Regions from separate parts of the Homo sapiens genome. Here all the other regions are linked to region 2. Evidence: chromatin loops called from intact Hi-C (ENCODE). Cell type or tissue: endothelial cell of umbilical vein. All regions are shown on one strand.

The links. Peaks named below come from ENCODE experiments on the same cell type or tissue, not always from the same donor. Only the 100,000 strongest peaks of a DNase experiment are listed, where the experiment ranks them.
Region 1: a loop joins it to region 2, with 5 times the contacts of the local background. A loop is called at or near these places in 3 of 110 quality-filtered maps.
Region 3: it touches region 2 in a loop (6-fold over the local background); 3 of 110 quality-filtered maps call a loop at or near these places.

The regions. Positions count from the first base shown.
Region 1 is chr13:77,564,414-77,566,913 of GRCh38, forward strand. All of the region lies in intron 5 of SCEL (sciellin), which reads left to right. Among named protein-coding and RNA genes, the nearest start is that of SCEL, 30 kb to the left of the region's middle. In endothelial cell of umbilical vein, a CTCF peak has its summit at 1,463; a DNase peak (open chromatin) is centred at 1,448; H3K27me3 peaks cover 223 bases.
Region 2 is chr13:77,477,272-77,479,771 of GRCh38, forward strand. No RefSeq gene overlaps it. Among named protein-coding and RNA genes, the nearest start is that of SCEL, 57 kb to the right of the region's middle. RefSeq lists enhancers at 550-1,194, 1,195-1,837. In endothelial cell of umbilical vein, a CTCF peak has its summit at 1,303 (motif pointing left); a DNase peak (open chromatin) is centred at 1,120; H3K4me3 peaks cover 537 bases; H3K27ac peaks cover 288 bases; H3K27me3 peaks cover 262 bases.
Region 3 is chr13:77,001,839-77,004,338 of GRCh38, forward strand. CLN5 (CLN5 lysosomal BMP synthase) reads left to right here. Exons shown (of 4, transcript NM_006493.4): 4 at 1-2,500. Among named protein-coding and RNA genes, the nearest start is that of CLN5, 11 kb to the left of the region's middle. In endothelial cell of umbilical vein, a CTCF peak has its summit at 960 (motif pointing left); a DNase peak (open chromatin) is centred at 933.

The sequences.
Region 1 (2,500 bases), 87 kb after region 2:
ATAGAATGAGTCCAACGTGTGTGCCTCCTGTTAGTTCCTTCTTACATGGAGGGAAAGGGCTCATCTCTACAGGGAAAATAGGGCAACTTCTATTCAGGTTGAAGTATAAATGCCACAAATCAAATTTTTAGTTTAGATTTGGTAGAGGCGCTTAGTAAGCATAAGTAAAGGACAAAGTTAGCATCTTTAATAGGAGTCTTTTGGACTCCTATTAAATAGGCACCATAAGTACCCAAAGCCAGTGCTAGTTGAGTTTACTCCCTGCAGCTAAAGATGTGCTGCAATTGCAGGCAAAAATGGCACCTACTGGGTTTTAAGCAAATACATGGTAACTTACAGCATCCAATAGATTCTAAACTCAGACTATGCCAGTGTTGATTAATGTAGCAAATGTATATACCTTCTGCATTATTCCTAGGCTTTCAAGTCAGTCACCCTAATAGAGGACAATCAATGCTGGTATCCTAAAGAGTTGGTCTTTCTCTTTTAAAAATTATCATCCTTGTCAAAAATGAGTTTGTAGTATATGTACAAGATCTCATCTCCACAGCGGTGCATAGAGAAGAGGTATATAAAATACCTCTGTCCATTCATCCTGGTCTTGCAGATGGTTAATTGAAGAAGGAAACCCTATTTCTAGGAATGAATTTTAAAGTGAGATAATTGAGACTCAAGTAAGGTGGAAAACCTAAGCTTTTGTAGGCTGTGCATCTGAACGTTTATGTCAGGCCAGCCGAGATACAGCCTAGGAATGTGGGAAATAGACTAGACCTCACAGGCAATGTAGTTAGGTCATTCTCAGCCTTAGCTATAAATTAGTACCACTGAGTGGGCTCTTAAACTTTATTGATGCCTTGGTCCTACTACCCCTCACTCCCCAAATTCTGATTTAATTAGCCTGAGGTGGAACTCAAGCATTTTTTTTCAAGCTTATAGAGTAATTCTTATGTGCAGCTGAGATTCAGAACCACCAATATAGCTCAAGCCCTTCATTTTATACCCTCAAAAGCAGGCCCAGAGATTACATGATCTATTTACACACTTTAGTGGTATGTTTGGGCAAAGTATCCTGGCAGCTCATTCCCAAGGCACTAAATGTGGAAATAGATTTGAGGAAGAGAACACAGGGGTTAGTAAAGAAAGGCAAGTCCTGTTAGCAGGAGCTGAACTTCTGTAATACAGACCACTCCAAAATGTAAGACATGAAATAATTTTAGGAGGAAGATGATCAAATATATCTGGTATGTGTGCATTTGCATTTTAATAATGATGCACTTGTTTTAATGAATATGAGAAAAGTACTGAGTTTACGTTTGAAAAGTTCCCTTTAAAATATACTTATGTGTGTAAAATGTGAGGTGTGCAAAAGAGACATAAATAAATGTGTATGTAGCATCCAGAGACAGTGGGTTATAACTAATTTGGAAAACCTAGGTTAGGAGGCCCTCTAGTGCTCCATTGTGAAAGTATAACTTCTCCTTCGGCTTTTCTGATCATGCTGCTAATTACATTGTTTGGTATTTCAAGTCTCCAAGACAGATTTTTATTAAAACAACCTATTTTATATCACAAGTTGACAGAAATTTAATTTCCAGGATAAATACAAAATTAATCTCCCACAGCAATAAGAAATCAACATACATATTGGAATGGTGGTTTAGAGTTCTCTCCATTACCATTGATAGACTTATTCCCCGGGTAGCATGATAGAGACTATGAGAGGTGACTAAAGAGTAAAGGAAGGTCTGTTAACCTAATATATGAGTTTTGGGAACAATCATACTACAGAATCGAATATATGACATTGGATCCCAGTGAACGATTTGGGAGATAGACTACTTTCTACTTGTGTTACCAAGAGAAAGCCATGCAATAACTCTGAGACTCCATTTATTTATCTATAAAATGAAAATCATTATACCTACCTTGTAGGGATGTTCTAGAGAGTAGAAAAAACATATCAAATGACCAGCAAGAAGTACTAGGTATGAGACAAGGAAAGAAGGAACAGGGGCCGAAGTTATGAGATCCCACCGTTGGCATATAATGATAACCTTCCTTATTTGTGCTTTCTGACTCAAGAAGCAGATGAACACACCTTTTCTAGATCTATGAGATTAGAATGATTAAAATCTCTAATGATCATTTGGACTCATTACATGTATTAGTCAAAGTAAACTAATTTGTCAAGGTAGAGTAACTTTTTAACAAATCTGCTTCCTCTCTTCCAAATCTAATGGTTTAACACACTATAAGGTACTACTTGACACATCAGAGTCCAATGTGATTTGCTGGAGTCCATGAAGTGACTCAGGGACCTAAGTTCTTTCTATATTTTAATGCCGCCATATTTATGCTGCCATGCATACCAAAGCCATAGTAGAAGGGGGAATAAATAACAAGGAAGACCACCAGGAGGTTTTACAATGGGTCTGGAAGTGGCAGATAACGTATCTGCCCACACTCTTTAGTCTAGAGCTCAATCACATGGCCCCAACTT
Region 2 (2,500 bases):
GCCTATATGAAAAATATGTACTTATTGACAAAAATATATGAGTAAATATGTTCAATAAATCAATCGCAGCTATGTTTTAGATAGATGATTGGAGAAACTGTCATGGACCTAAGAATCACACTTTTTCTCTTTACTGTCAACAAGTTAGGATGAATCATTTTACTCTGAAGAATAAGGATATGGTTATTTCTCATCATCGTTCAAGCTTGAGTGTGTTCAAGCTTGAGTGTGTCTAAGAGCCTTTTCCTTCAAGGAGCCAGCATGCCATCCACGGAACTCACAACACTGGTTGCCAGAGTTCTCTGCTTTAGAAAATAAAAGTGGGTTGGCTATGACTTCTGTGCTTATTCACTACACCTATGCCTAGAGTCCCTAAAGATTCTTTGGTTGCTTTTGACAATTGCAAATTGTATCTACAGCCACATTTCCATAGTCAATTCAGTGGTAGCTGATTTGAGAACTGCTTCTTGATGTACTAGCACAGTATAGAGATTTTTCTACTTTGAAATGGCTAAAAGCAAAATTATAGGCTGGAAATATGGAAAATATTGTATGATGCAGAGGACCTTAAAATGCTTTCTAGCTTTAAGGTCTAAGATTCTGCAGAGTGCTTAGAATTAATTCTTGATTGTACCCTCCCTACCTCCAGCCCAATTCTCTTTTTGCAAGGATTTTTAAAGAATCAGAGCTGAATGTTTCAATGTCTGTCACCATTTTATCTGCATTTTCACAAGCATTTTAGCGATCATGTGAGTCATTTCTTTCTCACCTCCCACAAATAGCGTGGGTTAAATGGAGCTGTGGGAATTTTTTTTTAAAGTAATAATTCTGACTTCACAATCTTTTAAAAAGACATTGCTTGCATTAAACAGACACACACACACACACACACACACACACACACACACTCAGCAAACAACCTACCAATACTGTTGCTTTTGAATGTTCTGTAAGGTCGAATGCCAATGATTTGTGTTTTGTTGTGTTACGGTTGCCCAGCCTCCTTGATCTATTGTAGGCAGGGTTAAATTACAGAGTGAATTGGGGGACTGACCTCATTACATCATCTGTGCTGAATCACTGTCCTACAACTGTCGTCCTGAAGGCTCGGGCCAGACGTGGTAGTGCTGTCTTTCATTAATGTTACATTAATATGATCAAGAAGATACTTTCTTCTCTTGCTTCTACCCCCACCCCCACCCCTCAGGTCTCTCATTTGCTAAACAATCAAATGCTTTCAAAATCCTGCAAAACAGCTTTCATTTTAAGGTTCTGATCAAAGGACTTGCATTGCAACATCCCCAGTATTTTCACTGCCCTCTAGTGGCTGTTTTCAATTACATTTTGTTTTACAAAGAGGATTGTATCCTTGTTTCTTTACCGTGTTGGGTCTCAAATAAAAAGCTCTGTATGGCAAGTCATCTTCTAAGAACGTGATGTTATTGTGTTTGAAAAGAACAAGAGAAGAATGAGCAATTTTAATCTCGATTTGGCCTCATCTTTGCGGCTGTCTGAAAACTCCAAACCTCTGAAGTGTTAAGTAAATTAACCCACATCTTCATAGCCCCCATTGGTGAATGCAATGGTTTAAGAATACTCGCTCTTTGAAGACCAAACTGCTTTTGTCTGCAACACTCTATTTAAGGGAAAACTAATTCTGGAATCCTGTCCAACCTCATAGCATTCTGAATGATTTCTACTTCCACTCTAATTATCAGCCAGAAGTATTATTTGTAATCATCAGCTTTCAATAATTTAAATAGGTAGTTGTTTGGCCAACTGTTTTTATTCAAAATGCCACAAAAGCTAAAATTCTATGTTGAATTTTATCCAGATGCTGTCTTCTTTTAGGACATGCCAGCTGAGACAGAGCAGTTGTTCATTTTTTTAAAATACCATGTCAGAAGCACATTTTTACTTCATGAATTCAACTGCAATCTAAAACGAAGACTACAGATTTATGTCTCAGTTCAGTTCAGTTGCTTGCCAAAACCAGAGGGAGGACATTTTTTTAAGAATTAATTTAATGGCCAGGCGCAGTGGCTCACACCTGTAATCCCAGTGCTTTGGGAAGCCAAGGCAGGAAAATCGCTTGAGCCCTGGAGTTCCAGACTAGCCTGGGAAACCTAGTAAGACACTCATCCCCCCTCCCCAGAAAAAGTCAAACTTGGTGGTGCATGTGCCTGTAGTCCCAGCTACTCGGGAGGCTGAGATGGGTGGATCATTTGAGCCCAGGAGTTCAAGGTTACAGTGAGCTGTGATGGTGCCACTGCACTCCAGCCTGGGCAACAGAGAGAGACCCTGTCTCAAGAAAAGAAAAGAAAAATAATTAACTCAGCATGCTAAATCACCAAACATAACCACACCCAAGCTATTTTATTCCTCAGAGACTATGGAGATGAGCTTTTCATTGTCTTTTTGAATTCTAGCAAGAACAGTTTTGGTGGTTCCTTTTTTTTTTAATCAATGAAAACAAAGCCCACTGTAAATAAATGTTTTC
Region 3 (2,500 bases), 480 kb before region 2:
AGACACGTTTGGGTAAACAGGCACCTTCTGACTTCTTCATTGTTTCCTGTAGTTCTCCCTCTTCCCACAAAGCTGTCAGCGCAGTGGAAGAGGTTGCACTTCTCCGAGAGAGGACAGGTTTCTGTTAAGATCACCAAGTAGCTGTGCTTTAATTAGAGCCAGACAAGCTTTCAAGGTCCTTTAAGTATTTGATGATCAACTGAACACGTTTCTATTCAAGGAGAAAACACCATTCAGTAAGAAGATGGAGTAGATATCAGATAAAACAATTCACGTTTAATATGTAAATGTACCAATTATGTGATTCAGTTTCAACTTTCAAGTACTTCCTGAGAGGTTAGTACATTATTATTGAGCTCTCACAGAAAGCTTAATCATAGATATAATTAACCTGATCCAAATGAGTAAAGTGGACCTTAGAAAGGCTAAGTGATCTTTCTCTGGCTATCCAGCTAGTAGTAATGAAGTCAGGTCTTGAACCCCGGTTCTGCTGACTGAATTGGATGCACTATAGTACAGGCTTTTAGCACCGAAGTGTGGTCCTCAGACCAGTGCCTGCCAACCAGATGTTACTGGTCTGTGAGGAAATAAGTACAGATACTGACAGGAAGCTTTTATAAACAATTTATTGGAGTGTTTTTGTTTCTGTTGGGTCTAATTAAAAAAATTGGAGCTTGTATTTTATGTGTCTTTGGTCTTATTTTGTCTAGGAATTCATTTTTGCTGGGTTTTTTTTTTTCAACTGTAGTCCCACAACAGTCTGAAAATAACCCAGTCACCAGATATCTTCCTCAAATACAGAGGGAGAACTTTCTTTCACGCCTCCTTTAGCCTGTCGACTCCTTATAATAATGCCTAAATATTCCAAATTAATACTGCCTCTTTAACCTGCTAATTGTTTTCACAATGTTACAAGAAAACTTGGATCTGTGCATTATCACCATCTAGTGGCTAAACTCAGGCAACACGAACTTCTACCAAACTCAGGAAATTGCTCTGGAAAAACTACAGGATTTTGGATTTCCAGAACTGCCTTGAAGAGACAAAGATTCTTGTACCAAGTTTTGGTCAACTGCAAATCAAAGAACTTGGTTATGCAGGGAAAACAAATGAGGATATCTGTACCTGGAACTTTTAAACAAGATTCTAATAGTTATGTGAAAAAAGCATTCAAGATTTTTGAGTAGGCACAGTGGCTTACGCCTGTAATCCTATCACTTTGCGAAACTGAGGTGGTGGAAGGATCACTGAAGGTCGGGAGTTCAAGACCAGCCTGGCCAATGTGGTGAAACCCCGTTTCTCCTAAAATTAAAAAAAAAAAAAAAAAGCTAGGGGTGGTGGTCCATGCCTGTAATCCCAGCTACACGTGAGGCTAAGGCAGGAGAATCACTTGAACCCAGGAGGCAGAGGTTGCAGTGAGCTGAGATGGCGCCACTGCACTCCAGCCTGGGCGACAGAGCGAGACTCCGTCTCAAAAAAAAAGCATTCAAGATTTTTCATTGTTCCTAAGAATCTTAATTAAATGAAGACAGAAAGCATCATAAAGTCAGGTAACTACAGCACAGACAGCATTAACATTTACAAAAGTATTTCTTAAGAATTAAACCTGTCAGCTCTACTTACAAGATGTAGAGCTTTCAGGTGAAGATGATTCAAGAACATGCTTTCAAAATAGTAGTTGAGAAACCAAAACATAGCCACGCAGAAATCTGCCAATTAAGTTTTGCTGCCCTTTGAGCAATATGACTTAATGTGATTTACTTTAATTATAACTTAAGTACAACTTAAATGCAGTTTCTATTTTGCTATTGTTATAGATGTAGGCTGGGTGCGGTGGCTTATGCCTGTAATCCTAACACATACTTTGGGAGGCCAAGGTGGACGGATCACTTGAGGTCAGGAGTTCGAGACCAGCCTGGCCAACATGGTGAAACCCCGTCTCTACTGAAAATACAAAAATTAGCTGGTTGTGGTGGAGCATGCCTGTAGTCCCAGCTACTTGGGAGGCTGAGGCAGGAGAATCACTTGAATCCAGGAGGTGGAGGTTCCCACGAGCCAAGATCGCACCACTGCACTCCAGCCTGGCAACAGAGTGAGACTCCGTCTCAAAAAAATGTTGTAGATGTATAAAATTTATACATTTTTAGTCTGACTAGGGCTTTAGAGTGAATATATCTCCTCATTAATCTGGCACAAAATTAGTTAAGTAAGTATACCCACAAAGTGTCATCTAATATATTGTTGCATGTAGAGGAAAACACAGTGAAGAAACCTACTAACTTTATTTGGAACCCTCAATATTGGTGGCTCCTTAAAAATTGGAGAAAAAAATCAAGTCTTAGGAAGTCTTATCCAGTTTTATGGTCTGCTGTGGTGGCACTTAATGAATTACCTGGAATTATAGTTCCTGTAAGATGTTTTATTTTTTAAATAGTTGGCAGGCTATACAAAGAGTGATGTTCCAAAACTACACACATGCTTTTTCCCTGTTCACAAAGGC